Linked DNA regions of Homo sapiens: region 2 is linked to region 1. The links are chromatin loops, found by intact Hi-C in ENCODE. Cell type or tissue: MCF 10A. All regions are shown on one strand. Links, peaks and the distances in the headings refer to the core of each region. The heading gives the core; the rest is flanking DNA. Region 1 has its middle 73 kb from the start of LINC01492. Region 2 holds the start of LOC105376192 (a long non-coding RNA gene).

Evidence for each region. A loop is a pair of places that touch in the nucleus more often than their neighbours do. Peaks named below come from ENCODE experiments on the same cell type or tissue, not always from the same donor. Only the 100,000 strongest peaks of a DNase experiment are listed, where the experiment ranks them.
Region 2: it touches region 1 in a loop (21-fold over the local background); 2 of 110 quality-filtered maps call a loop at or near these places.

What each region holds. Positions count from the first base shown.
Region 1 is chr9:103,392,373-103,404,298 of GRCh38, reverse strand. No RefSeq gene overlaps it. Among named protein-coding and RNA genes, the nearest start is that of LINC01492, 73 kb to the right of the region's middle. In MCF 10A, for the core only: a CTCF peak has its summit at 6,229 (motif pointing left); a DNase peak (open chromatin) is centred at 6,228.
Region 2 is chr9:103,922,264-103,934,189 of GRCh38, reverse strand. LOC105376192 (a long non-coding RNA gene) reads left to right here and starts at 7,994. Exons shown (of 3, transcript XR_930193.3): 1 at 7,994-8,043. In MCF 10A, for the core only: no CTCF peak of the experiment used is centred there; no DNase peak of the experiment used is centred there.

The sequences.
Region 1 (11,926 bases), core at 1,628-9,627:
AACTAGGATAACAGAACTAGCACTGTTTTCCAGAAATATATATGTTCCAGAAAAACACACACACAACACATACACACACACACACACACACACATTGTGTGTGTATATACAGATTTTTTTTTCTGGAACATACACATTGTGTGTGTGTATATATATATATATATATATATATATATACAATGTGAATGTGTGTATATATATATGTGTATATATAGATACCCATGTACAATGTGTATATTGTATGTGTATATATACACACACACACAATGTGTATTTGCATTTATACACACACATACAATGTGCATTTGCATATATATACACATAAAATGTGTGTGTATATATGTATATACACATTGTAAGTGTATTGTGTGTATATATATACACATACAATGTGTATATGCACACATGTATATACATATGTGTATATGCACATATATACATATGTGTATATGCACGTATATACATATGTGTATATACATGCATATATATGTGTGCGTATACATGTATACACATATGTATATGCACGTGTGCGTATACATGTATACACATATGTATATGCACGTGTGCGTATACATGTATACACATATGTATATGCACGTGTGCGTATACATGTATACACATACGTATATGCACGTGTGCGTATACATGTATGTATACACATATGTATATGCATGTGTGCATATACATGTATGCATACACACGTATATACATATATACACAATGTGTATATATATGTAAAATATATACATATATACACAATGTGTATATATATGTAAAATATATACATATTTTAAAGTCTCTGGAAACCACCATTCTACTCTCTACCTCTATGAGATTAATTTTTTTAGCTCCTATTTGTGAGTGAGAACATGTGATATTTGTCTTTCTGAGCCTGACTTATTTCACTTAACATAATCACCTCCAGTTTGATTTATGTTGCTGCAAATAACAGGCTTTCATTCTTCTTTAAGGATGAATAATAATTCATTGTGTATATATACAATATTTTATTTATCTATTTTCTGTTGATGAACATTTAGGCTAATTTCATATTTTACCTATTGTGAACTGTGCTGCATTAAACATGATAGTGCACATATAATACTGATTTCCCTTCTTTTGGATATGTATGCATCAATGGGATTACTGGAGAATACACTCCTATTTTTAGTTTTTTAAGGAACCTCCACACTATTTCCTATAATGGCTATAATACTTTATATTCTCACCAATAGTGCAAAAGAGATCCCCCTCCCATCCTTGGCAATATTTGTTACTTTTTTGTTTTTTTTGGTAATAGCCATTTTAACTGGGCTGTAATGACATCTCATTATGGTTTTGATTTGCAGTTCCCTGATGATTAGTGATACTGAACATTTTTTCATATACCTCTTGGCCATTTGTATGTCTTCTTTTGAGAAATGTCTATTTAGATCATTGGCCCATTTTTAAACCAATTTTCTTTTGTTTTTCTGCAGTTTTGTTGTTTCAGTTACTTATATGTTCTAGTTATTAGTCCCTTGTCATGTGGATAGTTTGCAAATATTTTCTTCCATTCTGGAGGTTGTCTCTTCCCTCTGTTGATTGTTTCCTTTACAGTGCAGAAGCTTTCTAACTTGATGTAAACCCATTTACCCATTTTTTATTTTTTTCTTGTGCTTTTGAGGTCTTACCCAAAAAATCTTTGCCCAGACCAGTGTCTTAATATGATTCCCCAATGTTTTCTTCTACTAATTTTATAGTAGTTTTTTTACTTTTAATTTTTTAAATGTAAAAAATGTAAAAGTAGGTTTTACAGTTAACTTTGTTAATCATTTTTTTTAAATTTTTGTATATGGTGAGATATAAGGGTCTTGTTTTGTGCTGCATGTGGCTACAAAACCAACATACAAAAATCAATAGCATTTCTACACATCAACAGCAAACAATCTGAAAAGGAAACCAAGAAAGCAATCTTCTTTACAAAAGCAATAAAAAACATAAAATGATTAGGAATAAATTCAGCCAAAGAAGTGAAAGATGTCTACATTGAAACTATAAAACACTGATGAAAAAAATTTGAAGAGGATAGAAAATAATGGAAAGATATCCCATGTTTATTGAAAGAATTAATATTGTTAAAATATATACACTGCCCAAAGTGATCTAGAGACTCAATGCAATTCCTATTGAAATACCAACAACATTCTTCATAGAAAAAACAATCCTAAATGTTATATGGAACTCTGAAAGACTGTGATAGCCAAAGCAATCCTGAGCAAAAGGAAGAAAGCTGGAAGCATCACACTACCTGACTTGAAAATTTACTGCAAAGCTATGCTAACTAAAGTAGCATGATACTGGCATAAAAACAGACACATAGCCTAATGGAATAGAATTGAGAATCCAGAAGTAAATTCACACACTTACAGCCAATTCATTTTCAACAAAGGCACCAAGAACATACATTAAGGAATAAACAGTCTGTGCAAAATAACATTTTAAAGGCTTAAGAGAGTTGTGACAGCAGCAAGAAGTAAATGGACTAAAATTTCACAGTGGAAAACAGCCATTAGAAATGATTTCCAGCTATTTTATCTTGGGAGGAGTTTACCTATTCTTGTTGCAAGCTGTTGATTGGGCTTAGCTCACTTGGAGAATAGAAAAACCAGTGAGAGTTTTGTCAGCAAGTGATGAAGTAACAAGTTCAACACTTAAAGGGTCTAAGTTATATGTACATTAAAAACTCTCTATAGAGTTTTTATGAATTCTGGGGCTAAATGCAGCTTTAGAGAAAGAGGAAAAAAAAAAAACGCTTGAAGAAAGAGTGAAATTTCCACATCATTGTGTTGCACTACTAATAAGAGGAAGCCTAAAAACAGAAAAGGCAACTGAAGAAAGTGGACACGGAAGGACAAATTGATTTTTTTTGTATCTGCAATTGTTTTCTATCTGAGGATACCAATACACTGAAAAAAAATCCTGAAATATGGTTTGCAAAACTTCATATTTTTGAATAATTATTTTAGAGATGGCGTCTCACTGTGTTTCCCAGGCCGTACTTGAACTCCTGAGGCTGCCAGTCTTACAGCCTCAGCCTTTCAAGTAGCTGAGACTACAGGTATGTGCCACCATGCTTAGCTAAAACTCCATCTTTTAAATATGAATATAATGAGAGACCTTGTCAAGTTCTTTGCTATAGTTGTGGTAAAATATCTGTTTCGTGTATTTCCAAGCAGTATCTCACAACCTCATTAATAAATGAAATAACTGTAGCTTGATAAGATTTATTATTCCTATAACATTCTTAGGTTCTCTTATTGCTTTATGTCAATCGTTCCCTTTTTAAGCTCCCCTTATGATTATATCCCAAATTGACTTTTTGTTTAATGGGCTAGAGATTGTAAAAATCCTTCTTTGTTTATTTTTTCAAAAAATAATTTTACTAGATTATTTGATTTTTTTCATAGCCTTCTTCTTCATCCTTTACAGAGCAGCAGCATTAATTTGTGATATAGTTTTCAAGTCCAGATTTTACACCTAAAATATCTTATTTTACTGCAGACTTCTTTTATAGCCATAATGTTCTTTTTATGGTTTTCTGACTGAATTCAGTGTCAGAAAAACATGTATGAATTTGTACAACTAATAGTTCACTGTATCCATGTAATCCCTAACATTTCCAAAGCATTTCCACATAAGATATGTTTCAGAAAATTATGTGAAGCTTATTTCTCTTAGAAGAATAACTGGCTAAGGAATTTATTCTAAAATATAAAATTAAAAATATATAAAGCACTTAATCACTAATGTATTTTCTCTAGTTAATCCCAAACCCTGAAATCAGTTAAGATGAGTAAGTCAAGATGTTAGCCAAAATTTAACAAAACACATTTTTTTCTAACATCTGGAGTTCATTTTGAATATTTGGACAACAATTTCATTGAATTAACACCTGTTGATTATTATCATCATATTGATGTGCTTCAGAGAAAATGAACTAGAAGAAGAAAGGGATGAGAGACATGATGTTAACTGAAGCTGAATTCACTATGAGGATTTAGACTTACTGGCAGGTCTTGCTGCCTGTGTGAAAAGTCTTTAAATGCCTATTTGCAGGAGCTAGTGAAAACTAAGAAAAATAAGTTATATTAACATAAAAAGGTGACAAATACTTTTAATGAACAAATAAAAAGTATTCAGTTATGAGAGAAGGCTTGATGTAATATTTCTACAACAGCACTACGTACTGTGTAATGAAAGAGGTACTTGAGAATGTATTTAAGACTCAACAAAGTAACTCTTTCTATTAAAGGTTGCTGAATATAATGTTCTCCTGCATTATAGTATCTTAGAGAGAACATTGATGGCAGAGAGAATGCTGATCTTAGCAAAGAGAACAGAGTTGGAAGGTAAAGGGTGAAAATGTCATTATTGAAATAAAGGAGGCAATATTGAACAATGCACAATGAAAGAAAATAAGTACTCATTATCAATTGATAATCAAATTGTGGAATTAACTTCAAATTTTATTCAGTATTATAAAAATATATTTCTATTTATATTATTAAAATATAATATCGAATATTGTAATATTGAATTATTTAATAATTTAATATTGGAAAATATTTTAAATCACTTACAGATTAAATATTTTTCAGGTTTATTCTGTTGCCTACATACAGGCTTTTATTTAGAAATAGGTAAGACCGGGATGTGAGTTCAAGATGGCTGGTGAGAGGCAGTTAGAATGCACCTCTTCCGTGGGGAGGAAACAAAACATGACAATCTTCACACTTTGAACAGATCTTTTGAAAGAGAGCACTAAAATTCAAAAGAGAGGTGATGGAAGAAATTGTGGTTAAGAGGGAAGAAGTAGGGCTGCCTGCTCAGCATTGCCAGATACTAGGACTGGGCCCAAGACCCAGATCCAGACCCGAGAAAGGAGTCAGTGAAGGAACCCCAGGGTATCATATTCCTACTGTGGACCTCTGAGATTCTAGCTATGAAGGTTTCTGACACCTGAAGATCTTTGGATTGGTAGATGGAGATACCTGGTAACCATGAAAAGTCGCTGCTTGAACGCATGTGGAGCCTCAAAGCCTTCCATGAGTTGAGCATTGCAGCAAAGCATGACTGTGGGTGCCTACGTCACATGGCTCTGTATCCTAAGCTTCTGCAGCTGCTGCTGTCTGCTGGGCCAGGGAATGAGCAGGGCCTGGTCACTTTTACGGGCCCCAAAGACAGACTCCATCTGAATCATGGGCCCCGTGCCTGCCAGTCTCTCCCAAAACTGCCTGCTAGGCCATTCCCACAGAGGATGGGCCCACAACCTAGCCGCCATTGCCCCACCCCAGTTGAGTTGTTGGCAGCCTTGGAGCAGTTTGTCCCTCCATATCCAGGCTGGTGCTTGAGCTCCTGGCAAATCCTCTGGCCTGGTCCCAGTTCCCTAAGACTTGAACACACCATCCAGGAAAATGGAGATGAGATTTGTGATCTAATCTCAAGTGGGGAAGGAGCCCCCACTGTCAAAACACAAAGAAGAGTGTGGCACCAGATTGTGGAGTGGCCTAGGACCTGGGCATCCCTCCCTTTACAAGACTGGAATGGGAAAGGTGTGGCCTGGTAACTGTGGTTTCTGCCCCACAGAGTCTAGAACCCTAGAAATCCCGGAATAGCTTTGTGATTTGAACGCAGACAGCTTTAGACTAGCCTAACCATTCTGTCCTGCTGCTGGCTGCCAGACACTGAAGACCTTCCAGGTTAGGGCTGTGGGAGCCGGGCAGTTTCCATTGCCACTTGCTGGGCTGAAAACCCTGTCTGGTTTTCTTCTGAGAGGGCTCTGTGGTATGAAAGAAGCACTTCTGCCCCTCTTGAAGAGTTGCTCCAAAGGCCTGAGAGCTGTCCCTGGACTCCAGCCAAAACCAGCGCTTAAGCCCATCTTGGAGAGCCTGGTTATGGACTTGTACCATCCAACCCTGCCTCATATTGTCCTCTCTAGTTCCCTTTGTGTCAGAACCCCGGATGGGGACCCCTGAAAACCCCATGGCCTCACACATCACCTGGGACACACTAGTGCTTCCTCTGATCAACAAAGGTCAAATAAAAATTCCACTACTACCACTGAAACTGCCTCTTGCCTGAAAGCACTATCTACTGACCAGGAGGTCAACCTGCACAACTCATCACAATTTCTGCTGACACTACTGTTCAGCGTTTGGTTGGAATTTACCTGCAAGTGCCACCTACTGTCCCCTAGGGTGAACTGCACGTTCCACTATAATTTCTGCTGACAGAAGTACACAGCACTGTGGAATGACATAATTCTCCTGTGACCTCCACCTCCCTACCTCTGCAGGAGGCAGGGAGCCTGATGACACACATAGTAAAACACTACTACAACATAGAAACAACTAGCATTTGAGAAAACTGTTACACTAAGCTTATCTATACCCAGGAACTCATACAGAGCCTTGGCCCCCTAAAGCAGAAAAAAGCAAAGACAAAGGACCCTATCCAAAATACAAGGCAGACATGCCGCCAAGGGGAAATAAAGCCCATCCAAATGAAAGTAAGTTCAAAACTAATAATTATAGCTTCTCCAGATGAGAAGTAACTAGTGTAAGAACTCCAGCACCATGAAGAAACTAAGGTGTGACACTTCCAAAGGACCATACAAGTTCTCAAACAATGGAGCTTAGCCAAAATGAAAATTATGAAATGACAGATAAGGAATTCAAAATATGGATTAGAAATAAGTTCAATGAGATGAAAGAGAACATTTAAAAACAACAAAAAGAAATAGAAAAAAATTCAGGAGATGAAGGACAAGATAGATATATTAGGAAAAAAAGAATTTCTGAAAATGAAAAATTAACTGAAGAAATGTCAAAATGCATTTCAATCCTTTAGCAAGACTAGATCAAGAAGAAGAAAAAATTTCAGAGCTCAAATACAAGTCTTTTGAAATAACGCAGCCAAAAATAAAAAAATAATTGAAAAAAATTAAGAAAGCCTTGGAGAGATATGGGATTAAGGGATTACGTAAAGGGTCAAAATCTATGACTTATAGGCATTCCTGAGGGAGAAGAAGTAAAAGTAAGAAGTTTGGGAAACATATTTGAGGGAATACTTAATTACAAGTTTTCTGATCTTGCTGTAGATATAGACATCCAGACACGAGATATTCAGAGAACACCTGAAAGACACTATACAAGAGGAAAATGACCAAAGCATATAATTATCCGACTATCCAAGGTCAAAGTGAAAGGTGAAAGAAAAAGTCTTAAAAGCAGCTACACAGAAGCATTGAATCACATATAAAGGAAATACCATCAGATTAGCAGTGGACTTCTCGGTAGAAACCTTATAAGCCAGAAGAGATTGGGGCTCTATTTTCTTTAGACTGCTTAAAGAAAAACATGCCAGCCAAGAACTTTACATCCTGCCAAACTAAGCTTCATAAATGAAGGAGAAATGAGGTCTATGTCAAACAAGCAAATGCCAAGGGAATTCATCACCACTAGACAAGTCCTACAAGAAACGCTCAAAGAGTTTTAAACATGGTAATGAAAGGACAGTACTTTCCATTGTAAAAGTATACATAACTACAATGCTCAAAACCCTAAAAAGCAGTTATATAATTGAGACTACAAAGCATCTAACTTAAAACACTATGAATGGGGAAAAAACCTCACACATCAATGTTAACTTTGAACATACATGGCCTGAATGCTCCACTTAAAAGATATAGACTAGCAAATTGGATTTTAAAAGAATCCAACCATCTGCTGTCTACAAAAGACCCACTTAAGAGGTAAAGACACTCACAGATTTAAAGCAAAGGAGTGAAAAAAAGATATATCATACAAATGAAAAACAATAATAAGCATTCATAGCTATGCTTATATGGAACAGAATTTAAATCAATAACAGTGAAAAAAGACAAAGAATGCCATTATATAATCCATAAAGGGCCAAATTCAACAAGATGATTTAACTGTTCTAGATATATATGTACCCAATACCAAAGCCCAAAGATTCATAAAATACAAACTACTAGTCCTAAGAAAAGAGGTAGACAACAACACAATAATAATGGGGGCTTCAAGACCCAACTCACAGCATTAGACAGATCATCGAGGCAGAAAAGCAATAAACTCTGGACTTAAACTGGACTCTGGAACAAATGGACCTAATAGATAGCTACAGAACATTCTACCAAACAACCACAGAATAGTCATTTTTCTAATTTGTGCATGGAACATTCTCCAAAATAGACCATATTCTTGGACATAAAGCAAGTCTCAATTTTTTTTTAAATTTGAAATAATATCAAGTATCTTCTTTGACCACAGTGGAATAAAATTAAAAGTCAAAACAGAGAGGAACTCTCAAAACTACACAAGTACGTGGAAACTCAAAAACTTGCTCTTGAATGACCTTTGGGTAAGCAGGCAAAATTAAGGCAGAAATAAAAATATTTTTGGAAACAAATGAAAATAGAGACACAATATACCAAAACCTCTGGAATACATCATAAGCAGTGTTAAATGGAAAGCTAATACTGCTAAATGTCTACCTCAAAAAGAAAAAGTTCTCAAATTAACAACCTAACTTTGCACCTCAAGGAACTAGAGAAACAAAAATGAACCAAACACAAAGCTAACAGAATAAAAAAACAACAAATATCAGTGCAAAACTAAATGAGATTGAGACCCCAAAAATAATGCAAAATAACAACTAAATGAAAAATTGTTTCCTTGAAATGATAAACAAAATTAATAGTCAGCTAGCTAGATTAACCAAGCAAAAAAGATAGAATATTCAAATAAGCACAATCAGTAATGATAAAGGTAACATTACAACTGATACCAAGAAAATACTAAAGATCATCAGAGACAACTATGAGCATTCTATGTGCACGAACTAGAAAGGCATGAGAAAATAGATAAATTTCTGGAAACATACAACTTCCCAAGATTGAAGCAGGTCCAAATAGAAACCCTGAGCAAACCAATAATGAATAATGAAAATGAATCAGTAATAAATAATCTCCTAATAAAAAAAGCTTAGGGCTGGGGGCATTTATAGCTAAATTTTACCCAACACACCAAGAAGAGCTGATACCAATTCTGCTGAAATTATTCAAAAAAATTGAGGAGGAGGGATGCCTCCCTAACTCATTCTATGAAACCAATAACACCCTGATACCAAAACCAGGCAAAGAGACAACAGAAAAAGAAAACTACAGCCCAATTTTGCTAGTAAACATAGATGTAAAAATTCACAACAAAATACTAGCAAACTGAATCCAACCATATGTCAGAAAGATAATCCATCACAATCAAGTGGGTTTTATTCCAGAGATACAAGGATGGCCCAGCATATGAGAAAATGTGAAATTTACTACATAAAGAGAATTAAGAGCATAAACCACATGATCATTTCAATAAATGCAGAAAAAGTATTCAATGAAACCCAACATTGCTTCATTGTAAAAACTCTCAACAAATGAGGCATCAAAGAAACATAACTCAAGATAACAAAAGCCTTATATGATAATCCACAGCCAACATCATACCAAATGGGGAAAAGTTGAAAGCACCTCACTCCCAAGAACTGGAACAAGATAAGGATATCTTATTCTCAACACTCCTATTCAACATCCTAGGACTGCCAAGTCCTAGCCAGAGCAATCAGGCAAGAAAAAATAATAATAATAAAAGGCATCCAAAATGGAAAAATGGAAGTCAAATGATCTGTTCTCTGATGACATGACCTTATATTTAGAAATCCCTAAAGAATGCTGCAAAAGACTAGACTCGATAAATGACTTCAGTAAAATTTCAGACTACAACATCAACATGCAAAAATCAGTAGTTTCCATATACACCAATAATATTCAAGCTGAGAACCAAATCAACAACTCAATTTTATTTATAATAGCCACAAGTTATAAAAATAGCTAGGAATACATTTAATCGAGGAGGTGAAAGATCTCTATAAGGAGAACTACAAATCACTGATGATAGAAAGATATAGATGACATGAACAAATGGAAAAACTTCCCCTCATGTATTGGAAAATCAAAATCATTAAAATGACCTCACTGCTTAAAGCAATCTACAGATTCAACACAAATCTGATTAAATTACCACGTCATTCTTCACAGAATTAGAAAAAATACTATCCTAAAAGTCATGTGGAAACAAAAAGGAACCCAAAGAGCCAAAGCAATTGTAAGCAAAAAGAACAAAGCTGAACATATCACATTTTATGACTGCAAATTGTACTACAATGCTGTATATGATGGTTAGTATTTAGTGTCAAGTTGATTGGATTGAAGAATGCAAAGTATTATTCCTGGGTGTGTCTGTGAGGGTGTTGCCAAAAGAGGTTAACATTTGAGTCAGTGGACTAGGAGAGGCAGACCCACCCTCAATCTGGGTGGGTACCATCTAATCAGCTACCAGTATGGCTAGGATAAAAGCAGGCAGAGGAACATGGAAGGACTAGACTGGCTAAGTTTTCTGGCCTCCATCTTTCTCCCATGCTGAATGCTTCCTGCTCTCAAACATCAGACTCCAAGTTCTTCAGCTTTTGGACTCTGGACATACACCAGTGGTTTGCCAGTGGCTCTGGTGCCTTCAGCCACAGACTGAAGGCTGCACTGTCAGCGTCCCTAGTTTTGAGGTTTTGGAACTCGGACTGGCTTCCTTGCTACTCGGCTTGCAGACAGCCTATTTTGTGACTTCACCTTGTGATGACATGAGTCAATACTCCTTAATATACTCCCTTTCATATATACATCTATCCCATTAGTCCTGTTCCTCTAGAGAACCCTGACTAATACACTGTCATAACCAAAACAGCATGTTACTAGTACAAAAATAGACTCATAAATAATGGAACATATTAGAGTACCTAGAAACAAAATCATATACCTCCATCCAATTTACCTTTCAGGAAGTCAACAAAAATATATGATGTGGAAAGTTTATTCTAGTCAATATATGGTGCTGGGAAAATTGGATAGCAGAAGAAATAAAAATAGATCTCTATTTCTCACTACATACAAAAATAAACTCAAAATTGATTAAATACTTAAATGTATAACTTGAAACTATAAGAATTATAGAAGAAATCCTAGGAAACACTCTTCAGGACATTGGTCTAGGAAAAGAATATATGCTTAACAGCTCAACGGCAAATGCAACAGAAGCAAAAATAGACAAATTGTACTTAATTAAAATAAAAACCACCTGCACAGCAGAAGAAATAATCAACAGAGTGAGCAACCTACAGAATGGGAGAGAGTATTCGCAAACTGTACATCCAGCAAAAAACACCCAGAATCTACATGGAACTGAAACAGCTCAACCAGAAAAAGAAAAAAAAAAATTAAGCCCATTAAAAAGTGAGCAAAAGATAAAAACAGACATTTTTCAACATAAGATATACAAATGGCCAACAAACATGAAAAAATGCTCAACATCACTAATAATAGGAAAAATTCAAATTAAAACTGCAATGAGATACCATCTTACACCATTCAGAACAACTGTTATTAAAAAGTTAAAGAAAAAAAAACAGATGTTGGTGAGGATGCAGAGAGAAGCAAATGCTCATACCCTGTTGGTGGTAATGTAAATTAGTATAACCTCTGTATTAGTCTGTCCTCACATTGCTAATAAAGACATACCTGAGACTGGGTAATTTATAAAGTAAAAGAGGTTTAATGGACTCATAGTTCCACATGGCTGGGGAAGCCTCACAATCATTGTGGAAGGTGGAAGAGTAGCAAAGGCACATCTTACATGGCAGCAGGCAAGAGAGCATGTGCAGGGTAACTGTCCTTTATAAAACCATTAGATATCCCGAAACTTATTCACTGTCATGAGAACAGCATGGGAAAAACCCACCCCCTTGATTCAATTACCTCCCA
Region 2 (11,926 bases), core at 2,362-10,361, 530 kb before region 1:
CCCCATGAATGACACAGAATTTTATGATTGTCATATACATTTTCAACTTGTTAATGCTAATAATCTATTTTCAATTTTATATTACTCAATTAAATATGCTAATATTTTGTTTAATTTTTCATCAGTGCTCATGAGTGAAAAGGGCTTATAATCTTCCTCTTATTTTCTTTGTCAGATTTTTGTATTGAAGATCATGTTAAGCACATTAAATATTGATTAATTATCTTTAATTCCATAGAACTATTCAGGTTTTTAATTTCTTCTGGAGTCCGCTGTGGTAACATAGTTCTCAGAGAAGTTGTTTATTAATCAATTCTCAAACTAATTGGAATAAGGTTGTTACTAGTATTGTCTTACTAGTTTTAGTCATTTAATGATTTATTTTCAGAAATATTTTTATTGAAAAATGTTATGAGAGATTTACCAATTTTATTAGTCTTTATAAGTAACCAACTTTTGATATTTTATCCTATTTTACATTATTGTACTTTATTTCTGATCTTATTTTGATTGTGTCCTTTCTTTTACTGTATTTGGCTTTATTTCACTCTCTTTGGAGGCATACTCCATTAATTTTAGTTTCTTCTCTTCTAAAATATACATTTAAAACTAAAGTGCTTGCCTTAATTACTAATCTAATTTCATTCTAACTGTATAATATACAATTAAAATTATTTTCCAATTTTAATTTATTTTCTTCTTGGACCTATGCTTATTTTGAAGTACATTTTAACATTTCCAAACATATGTGGATCTCCTAGCTATATTTTTGTTATTGATTTGTAGCTTAATTACTCTGCATTCAGAAAATGTCCTCTGTATTATTTAATTCTTTAAAATTCATTGAAGCTTGTTTTAAGACCTAATAATGATCAACTTTTAAGTGTTTTCTCAACTTAAGAAAAATCTTTAAGTTAAATTCTTTAAATTGTTTCCTGTGTAACTGAAAAAAGAGAACATGTTCAATAAGATAAATTTTGTTAATTGTATTGGTCAAATCTTGACTATTTTTACTAATTTTTGTCCTGTTGATATATTATTGATTCTTGAAATGCATGTATTATAATCTCTCATCATTGTTGGAATTTATTTATTTCTCTTTATAGTTCTGTCAAGTTTTTCCTTCATCTATTTTGAGGAAATTTAGAATTGTTACATATTCCTGGTAAATGAAAATTTTCTCATTAATTATGACTTAAAAAAAATCTTTAGTAATGCCTTCTGCCTTAAAGTGTATTCTGATGGATACTTATATGGATTCATCTGCTTCCTTTCAGTTATTACTTGAATGCTCTTTCTATTCTTTGTTTTCAATTTTTCTGTTTCCTCGTCTGGTAAATATGTTCCTTGTAAATGTAATATATAAGTTTGTTCTTTGATTTAGTATGCAAGTATCATCTTTTAAATGGAATGCTTATCTCATTTAATTCTAACCTAGTTATTGATATATTTGATTGTAAATCTACTATCTATAGACTTTGTTTCTCCTTCTATCTCTGTTTCTGTTTCTTTCCTTTCTTGCCTTCCAAAAAGAATATTATAAGGCCATGTCCATTTAACAAAAAAGTGCAGGAAGAAATGAGAAGAAGGCAAAGAAAGGAAAGGCCTTCCAAAAAGGCAAGAAAGAAAAGAAATAGAAACAGAGATAGAAGGAGAAAGAGAAAGATATATTTATTGAAACAATGAAGTTTTATTGAAACAATATATTTATTGAAACAATAAAGTTATCTTTATTGTTCTATTTTTTATATTTTAAGAATAACACAGTATTTCTATTTGTTTAGGGATTATATACTAACCAATATCCCTCACTCAGCAAAAGTGTAATATTATTTGGTACTTTTACTATCTGCTTATACAAAGAACTGAGAACACTTTAACTCCATTGATTACTGCTCCTGATTTATATTCTATCATTATAGGACATTTCACTTGATTTTAGCCAAAAGGCCGAGAGGTGATAATTGTAGGACATTAAAAACATCTCTCTATATTTTTCAACACAAAATGTTATTATTTCTTTATATAATTAATGCTTATTTAAATTTGCCAATATATTTTCATTTTTATGGCTTCTCATTTCTTCCTGCACTTTTTTTGTTAAATGAACATCGCCTTATAATATTTTTTCTTTCTATTAGGGAATGCTCACCTTTTAGTACTGAAATACCTAGCACAGAAGAGGTGTTCACTAAATGTTTTCTGAAGAGAAATAATAAAGTCTTCATGACCTTTAACCTTTTTAAAAAGACCAGTACCCAAATTTTCACTCATTCTTGGAAAATTGTATATATATATAAATATATTTTCAAGGCATAGTGTGATGATTTTATACACACATACACATATTACATTAATCAACCCTCCATCATCATATGTAGTTACCCTTATTGTGTGTGTCTGTGTATGATGAAGATACTTAAGATCTACTCTTTTAGTACATTTTAAACAGTTAGTCCCCATGGAATCATTTTGCTTTTCCCTGAAGACCTTCTTTCAGTAAGTTTAGGTGTTTATTTGATAGAGTCAGCTTGTGGCAAATGATCATGACATTGTTTTTCTGAAACTATTTTACCCTCTTTCTTGGATATTTTTATTTAATATAGAATTCAGTGTTGGAAAATTTTTTTCAGTTCACTATATATATTTTCCACTGTTTACTTCTGACATATGTTCTGAATCTATGACCCTTTTATTTTCTTTTACTTTTTTATGGTAGTTAATACAGTGCACAGTGTAGTGTTGTTTCATCTGTTATCTATAGTACCTAGCATAGTAGTTAGCACAGTAAACAGGCCTCAGTGAATTCCCTTAAATGAATTTAAAATAAGGTTTTGATTTAATAGTAATGCTAAGAGATATGGTTTCCTCCAAACTCCTTATTTATAAATGATAAAGTTGATAGGTGATATATTAGATTCTCCCCAGCCTGCTATTATCAATCTTTCTTGGTCTTGTGAAATAAGAAATTTGTGATCAACTTGCCCTTGAGTTGGTCCTCACTATGTGGTTGCAAAACAGCTGTGCATATTTAATGATTATTCATAATTTTTCATTCATTATTTAGTATTGTGTAAGCTGTGAAGAGTAGTACTATGGTGTTAGTGGTTTCTTAAGAAATCTCATTTAAAACTTGATAGTAGAAAACTGGTGTAAAATACTACATTTATTTTTCAACTATATAATATAATTGTGCTGAGAATTCAGGGATATGTGCTAGAAGCATAAGAAAGAGGCTTTAGCCTCTGTGCTGGGTTTCCATCCTTCACAGATGTGTAACCACAGCCACCATCCCAGCATGTTGTGTACAAAACTGAGAAAGACTTGGAAAGCAGTGTTCACATCCCATTTGCTAACAATTGAATCCCATATCTTCTTAGTAGACTGTAGCTTGTATGAAATTTGTGGGATTGAGTGCTTATTATCATCAATTATGGAACTCATATACCTAAGGGATTAATTAAGATACTAAGTAGCATATCAACAAAAACTGGACAACTATAGTTAGATTAGAGCGGGTAATATAACCATATCTTCTAACCTCCCTCTTTCTACATGCAACCTCATTGCCAGACAATCATAGCAAATACCTTCTTTAAGAGGTTCATCTACAGAGTGTTGTTTTAGCAAAGGCACATGTGCCCATCTGTCTTAAAATCTTTAAAAGTAAAGAACTATTATCCAAAATACACAAAGAACTCTTAACACTCATTAAAAACCAGTAGGAGAAAACAGTAAAAATATCACAGTTTTAAAAAATTGTCCTATGCATCCCTTTCCTTTGGCTGTTCCCCAAGTTATATCATTCGTAATAAACTAGTAAAGTTTAAAAACAAAAACAAAACAAAACAAAAAACAAGTCAGTGATTTCCAGGGCTTACACGGGGAAGGGAGGGAGGCAGGAATAAATAAGCAGAGCACAGAGGATTTGGGTGGTCATAAAACCATTCCGTATAATACTATTACGGTGGACACTTGTCATTATACATTTGTCAGAACTCATAGAATGTACACCAAGAGTGATCCCTAATGTAAACGATCGACTTTGGGTGGTGATGAATTGTCTATGTAGGTGCAACAACTGTAACAAATGTACCACTTTGGCGGAGATACTGCTTGTAAGGGAGGCTAGGCATGTGTGGGCGCAGATGCTGTGGGAACTTCCTATACTTTCTGCTCAGTTTTGGTGTGAATCTAAAATTTCTCTAAACAATAGTTTATTTCAAAAAAACTATAATTGTTTCAGCTTTTCTGACTGTACTGTGGTCTTTCACCTGGGATATATTATTGGTGTCTTTATTTTTATTGTTATATTCACTATTTTCTTCATTTTGAGTTGACACATAATAATTGTACATATTTCTGGGACACAGAGTGATACTTTGATACATGAATGCAATGTGTAATGATCAAATCAAGGTACTTAGCATATTCATCACCTTGAATATTTATCATTTCTTTGTGTAGCAAACATAGACTTTTCTAGCTTTTTGAAAATCTACACTAAATTGTTGTTAACCATATTCACCCTACAGTGCTACAGTACAAAATATAAAGAAATAAAATGAAAAGCAATTACCTATGACTTTTCATACAAATGGAGCAGGTGTTTTTCATTTTTGCTTATTACTTTCCTATTGCTATTTGCAAATAGCTTATTTTACACAGTTTATGTCAAGTATAAATCACAGTCCATGCTTTCTTTTGTGCCACTTGAAATTATATTACAAACAGTTGTCTCCTCTTAGTCTTAATAATGATCATTTTTCATAGCTATGTAATATCCCAAATGTATTAATGTACTATGATTTAGCAAGTCTTTCCCTATTGTTGAACATTTATTCTATTACGGGTAAAGCTGCATTGAATATTTTTTAGGAATATATTTTATCACCTTTGTTGAATTATTTCCTTAGGAGAAATTTCCCAAAATGGAATAACTATAGCAAGGGCATGAAAAGCTTTGTTTTTTGCTACTTATTACCATAGTCCTTTCAGAAGTGTTCTATTAATCTATACTGACATAGTAGAGTAAAAATGCATTGATTTAACTACATTTTGGGGGCCATTGAATACTATCACCTCTAATAATCATTTAGTAGTCATCATAGGCATTCTGTAAACTGATTTAATTATTTTATAAAGAATTTTGCTTTGATAATAATGTCTATAATAGAACATTAATATCAAATGACCATAACAGGTCAGTATTACCATATTTCCTGATGGTAATTCTATACTTAACAATGTGTGAACATCAGTCTTACAAAAAAAGACAAAATTAATATTTGAGACCAGCTGATTAATGAATGACAATTTAGCATCGTGCATGCAATAGTATATAGTTTTGAAAGTTTGAAAATAGCTTCATTTCTGAAGTAATTTAAACACTTACTCTGGTAACTGTTAAAATAATCAATCTGCTTAGCAGTCCTTTTCATAAATATTGCGCACTGTAGGGCAATTTCCATTTAATAGGTAAATTACCAGTTCAGAAGTGTGAGTTTAACATTACTAAGTGCGACGAAGGAGGGCAGTAGCAGACCTTCAAATTTTCTTAATCATGGACTGTCAAACACTTTTTTACTGTTCCAATGTAGACATGGCTTTGAGAATACAGATACAGAGAATACAGGCTCAGCAATGCCAAGACAGATTTAGTATTTAAAGTTCAGTCAAATACCAAAAGACCCAGAGGTTTTCTTCTGTACTAAAATAGCAAATCCCATTACTTTGAAAATCAGAAGAGAATAGAGTACCTCACCATCTTCCCCATATAGTTCCCTAATGCTTTCATTACCATTGCAATAGATAACGTTGCCTTTCACAGTGGTTTTGCAGATTAGATGATTATACAGTCAACTTTTGACTATGCTTGATAATATGGAGTTAATAAAACTCGCTTGGTCAAAATTAATATATTTCTACCAATTTGGTCAGTTTCTAAACGCATTCTCCAAATAATCAGTCATAAAAATCAGTCTGGTCTGTACCTTTCTAACAAGTATATGGATTTCATAATAAATTAAATCTGGATTTCTTTTCACTCTCCAAGATTAAGTTGTTGGTCACCTTAAGGGAACACTAATTTGCAAGTTGTTTTATAAGTTTTTTTTTCTGGACTAAATAATATTAAATTTCTGTCTAGATATACTCTAATATTGGTAGGTAAAACTGACCTTCTTGTGGCATACAAAAATGGGAGCATGCAACTATTTTATTCTTCTTAGGTTTACCAATGTCCACAGTGAATATTTATATAGAGAAAAATAAATATCTGAAATTGATGAACATAATTTTAAAGAGAAATCAGCTCTTTGCATGGATCAGTAATACTTCTGGATACAAAAATTTATTAAGAAAAATTATCAGATTGGTAGACTGCTTGCTCTGTCCCAAGTAATAAGTACATGTTATTAACATATATTTGGCTAGCAAAAATCTAAAACTGAAGGTAAAAATATTCACTTAAAATGAAAGTGAGTTTTGTTTCAATTGCACATGCAGAATTACATAAATACATGCAATACCATATTGCGACTTGGAAACAGTGCTTTGGAGACAAATATATTATGCCAAAAAATAAATCATATCCCTTTAGAAGAGATTTCCTTTACTCTTTTAAGTCTTTGATTATATAATTGGAAAATAATAGGTTAATTTGATTAAAATACTAGAGAAAAACTGCTTAAAATGTTCACCACGTTTCTAGTCATTAACTTATGGATAAAAAACCTTGAAGTTGTTTTTATATTTTTTCTTCCCAAATCACTGTAGAACTACTATAGTTTTTTTTCAATAGAAGTACTGAATAGAATGTTTTGGTCAAAACCTTTCCTTCCTTCTTTTCCTTCCCTTCCCCTTCTCCTTTCTTCTCTCTCTCTCTCTCTCTCTCTGTCTCTCTCCCTCCTTCCTTTCCTTCCCTTCCCCCTCCCCTCCTCTTCCCTCCCTCCCTTTCTTCCTTCTTTCTTTCCTTCTTTCCTTCCTTGTCTCTCTCTCTCTCTCTCTCTCTCTCTCTCTCACACACACACACACACACACACACACTCTTTAAAAATGTTTGAGTGGTAATTATTTTCTAATGTAAGATTTAGATGTTTAGTAAGAAAGTTATACTTGTTATACTTCCTAGATATCAGTATAGATAAGAAACATTCACATTCAAGAATATGCTTGTTAAGCTAGGATTCGTAGCAAGTACAGTGAGTTATTGATGTTAAATAATTTAAGGGCTTCAATCCCTAGTTTATGGATTTCTCTGCCACGTGAACCACATATCCATGTTCATGTTCTTGCTGAACTTTTTATAGTCAATTTTCCATGCACTTGATATATAAATAATTTTTGAAGCTTGGGGAGGCACTTGGGCACAACAAAATACAAAGCATAAAAATGGGTGCTCCGGTTTTGTCTCAACTTTAATAATTTCCTTCCTCCCCTTCCCCTTCCCTTCCTCCTCCCTCCTTCCTCTCTCCCTCTGCTCCTTTTCCTTTCCCTTCTCTTCCTCTTTCTCTTCTAGTTTGGCAATCAGATAACCACAGAGTGTTGGTTTAAATTTCCTCATTTCAAATCCTTGTGTCTCCACTTATAAATTATTTAAGTTATTTAACATCTTTAAGCCTTTGTTTCACCAACAGTAAAACAGACTATTTTAACATTAGACATGACGAAAAGTTTTCATCTAAAGTTTCAAGTCTGAGAGACTCATAGTGACTTCCTGTATTGGGAGATTTTAAAGATGCATTCGAACTGAATAGGACAGTAGGCCATAATCAATTATTTAATGTCTACTAGCAGATTGGGAGATTAGAATTATTATCCAGGCCCAAAGTATTTGCCATTTTTAATCTTAGAACCCAGGCCAAAGGGCTAAAAAATAATCAGACAGGTTTACTTTTCTCAGTGTGGCTAAATAGTCTATTTTTACTAAATATATTTCAGGATAATTTGGTGGAATCGAATTCTTGATACTCGCATTTCTTTTTTTCTTACAGAAAATGTAACATTACATATCAAACCACTATCAACATTAAAGTGAAACATGTAAGTTTTAATGTGGATATTTTTAATATAAAGCATGATAAGAATTCATACAATAATATATGGCTTTGAATGATTAATTCATTTGACTTAGCAACTTTGAAAAGAAAATCAGTAATTTGGAGAGTATTGAAAAGCCTATTGCCTTGGGTGCTTTGCCCAGGATATTGAAATATATATATATATAATTCAATAAAATATAATAATATACCAAGATGAACTGAAATATAGATAACTTAGAGCTCATTATTTCCAGAAAATAAGAATATGTCATGTTTAAAATATCATAACTTGAAGGAAGTGATTAGAATTTCAGAATGGTAGAACAGAAAGAACCCTTAAGAACAGTGGTTCACAAAATTTGCTATACAGGAAGCTGTCCTAGCAGTATTTAAAAGAAAAGCAAACAAAGCCAGGTAATACACACAGACATCCAGTTTCAGTTGGTCTGAGGTTGTTCCCAAGTATCAAATGTATTAAAAGCACCCCAGATAATTATGTACCAACATCGTGATTTGTGGATGGGGTAAAGAGGCCTACAAAGGGAAATGTATTTATGCATATGCACATACTTAGTGGCAGAATTGTGCCTAAATCCCATTTTCTCATTGATGCAGCTTCATTGCTCTTGTTTTTCAAGTGTGGAATATAAAAATACCAAATATTTTCATAATTATGTATCTATAGTAAACCTTGGTATAGCTATTAATTTGTGCTGTAATAGTAATACAACCGCTTGATAAAGAACATTTTAGTTAAAAAATGATACTAATTGACAACTTATTTAAGCAAAAATGAAAAGTCATATCATACTATATATGCATATATATATGCATATATATTTATGCATATATAATTGCATAAATATAAATGCAATTAATGAAAATCAATCTTGATGTGACACATGTTATAACTATGTTCAAACATGTAAAATAATATGTAGTTGTTAATCATGAAAATGTAGAGAATCTCAACAGGGAAATAGAGACTATAAAATATAACCAAATAGAAATTCTATGCCTAAAAAGATAATATGAGAAAAATAAGGTAAGTTGGAGGTCACGTTGGAGATGACTAAATAGTCAGTGAACTTGCACATAGATTATTAGAAATTATACAACCTGAAAAAGAGAAAGTAATAAAAACTTTTAAAAAAGAATGAGTTATCAGTGATCTCTAGGACAGTATCAAATATCTAGTATTTGTGAGATTGAAACCCTAGAATCAGAGAAGAGAGTGGATGGAAAAAATATTTAGAAAAATGGTGACTACATTTTTCTCACTTGGTGAAAACCATTTATTTATAGATTTCATATAAGCATTAAACTACAAGCAGTGGAAAAACAAAATCACACCTAGGTACATCAAAGACAAATTGCTGAAAAAACAAAGATAAATGGAGAATTTAGAGGGCAGACCTTAAATACAGGGAAAGAGCAATACAAGTAACTTCTGATTTCCCACTGGAAATTTTATATCTTGTGAAATATCTTTCAAGAATAAAAATAAAATTAAGACATTTTCAGATAAATTAAAATGATGAAATTTGTTACCAGCAGACCTACAATATAAGAAGTGGTAATGTTTTTCAGGCTGTAGAGAAATGATACCAATGTAAAGATAGGAAGTTCCTGTTTAGGAAGAATTGGTACCAGAAAGGGTAAATATAGGTGTTAATATAAATGATTATTTTTTCCTATTTATTTGAAATGCGTGTTATTTAAAACAAATATTATAACATATGGTGAGGTTAATAACACATGTAGATGTAATACATATGGCAGCCATAGCATAAAGTGGGGGGAGTTCAAGATTCTCACATTTATGTGAAGATGTATAATGTTAAAACTAAGTACCTCAGGAAAACTTAGGAAACAAACCATTAAAAATTAACTCCATGAGGTATAACAAAGAGGTAAAAGATAAATTAAAAAGGAATTATAAAAAATATTCAATGAACTTGAAAATAGGTCAGAAATCAGTAATACAGGAACAAAAGACAGATAAACAGAAAACAATTCGTAAAATGGGAGATGTAAATCCAACCATATCTACAAGTATTTAAATCCATACATATCTATAGTTACATTAAATTTAAATAAACTAATTATGATAATTAATAGTAATAATAGCCCATATGAGTGAAGAAAAGGAGAGAGCAAGACTTCAATATATGTTGTTTAGAAGTGATGAAGTTTAATTTTAATTTTTGTTTTTTGTTTTACTTAGTTTTCCTTTTTATTTTTATTTTTATTTTTTTGGTACATGAAGAAGTTCTTTGGTGGTGATTTCTGAGACTTTGGTGCACCCATCATCCAATCAGTGTACACTGTAACCAATGTGTAGTCTTCTATCCCTCACCCCGCTCCTACCCTTTCCCCCAAATTCCCAAAGTCCATTGCATCATTCTTATGCCTTTGCATCATCATAGTCCTCATAGCTTAGCTCCATTTACGAGTGAGAGCATATGATGTTTGGTTTTCCATTCCTGAGTTACTTCACTTAGAATAATGGTCTCTAATTCCACCCAGGTTGCTACGAATGCCATTATTTCGTTCCTTTTTGTGACTGAGTAGTATTTCATGGTATGTATACAGCACATTTTCTTTATTCGCTTGTTCATTGACGGGCATTTTGGCTGGTTCCATATTTTTGCAATTGCAAATTGTGCTGCTATAAACGTGCTTGTGCAAGTATCTTTTTTGTATAATGCCTTCTCTTCCTTTGGTTAGATACCCAGCAGTGGGACTGCTTGATCAAATGTAGATCTACCTTTAGTTCTTTAAAGAATCTTGACACTGCTTTTCACAGTGGTTGTACTGGTTTACATTCCCACCAACAGTGTAAAAGTGTTCTCTTTTCACCACATCCACGCCAACATCTTTTTTTTTTTTTTTTATTATGGTCATTCTGGCAGGAGTAAGATGGTATAACATTGTGGTTTTGATTTTCATTTCTCTGGTAATTAGTGTGCATTTTTTCATATATTTGGTGGCCATTTGTGTATGTTCTTTTGAGAATTGTCTACTCATGCCCTTAGGACACTTTTTGATGGCATTATTTGTTTTTTTTCTTGCTGATTTGTTAGAATTCTTTCCTCGTAGATTCTAGGTGCTAGTCCTTTGTAGGAAGCATAGTTTGCCAAGATTTTTCTCCCAGTCTGTGGCTTGTCTTTTTACTCTGCTGATTATTTCTTTTGCTGCGCAGAAGCTTTTTAATGTAATTAGGTCCCATTTATTTATTTGTGTTTTTGTTGCATTTGCTTTTGGGTTCTTGGTCATAAATTTTTCGCCTAAGCCAACATCTAGAAGAGTTTTTCTGATGTTATCCTCTAGAATTTTTATGGTATCAGGTCTTGTGTTTAAGCCTTTGATCCATCTTCAGTTGCTTTATGTATAAGGTGAGAGATGAGGATCCAGTTTCATTCTTCAACATGTGGCTTGCCAATTATGCCAGCACCATTTGTTGAATAGGGTGTCCTTTTCCCACTTTATGTTTTTGTATGTTTTGTCAAAGATCAGTTGGTTGTTAGTATTTAGGTTTATTTCTGGGTTCTCAATTCTGTTCCATTGGTCTATGTGCCTATCTTTATATCAGTACCATATCATTTTGGTAACTGTAGCCTTATAGTGTAGCTTAAAGTTGGGTAATGTGATGACTCCAGATTTGTTCTTTTTCTTAGTATTGCTTTGATTATGAGAGCTCTTTTTTGGTTCCATATGAATTTTAGAATTTTTTTTTCTAGTTCTGTCAAGAATGATGATGGTATTTTGATGGGAATTGCATTGAGTCTATAGGTTGCTTTTGACAGTACGATCATTTTCACAATATTGATTCTACTTATTCATGAGCATTGGATATTTTTCTATTTATGTCATCCATCAAA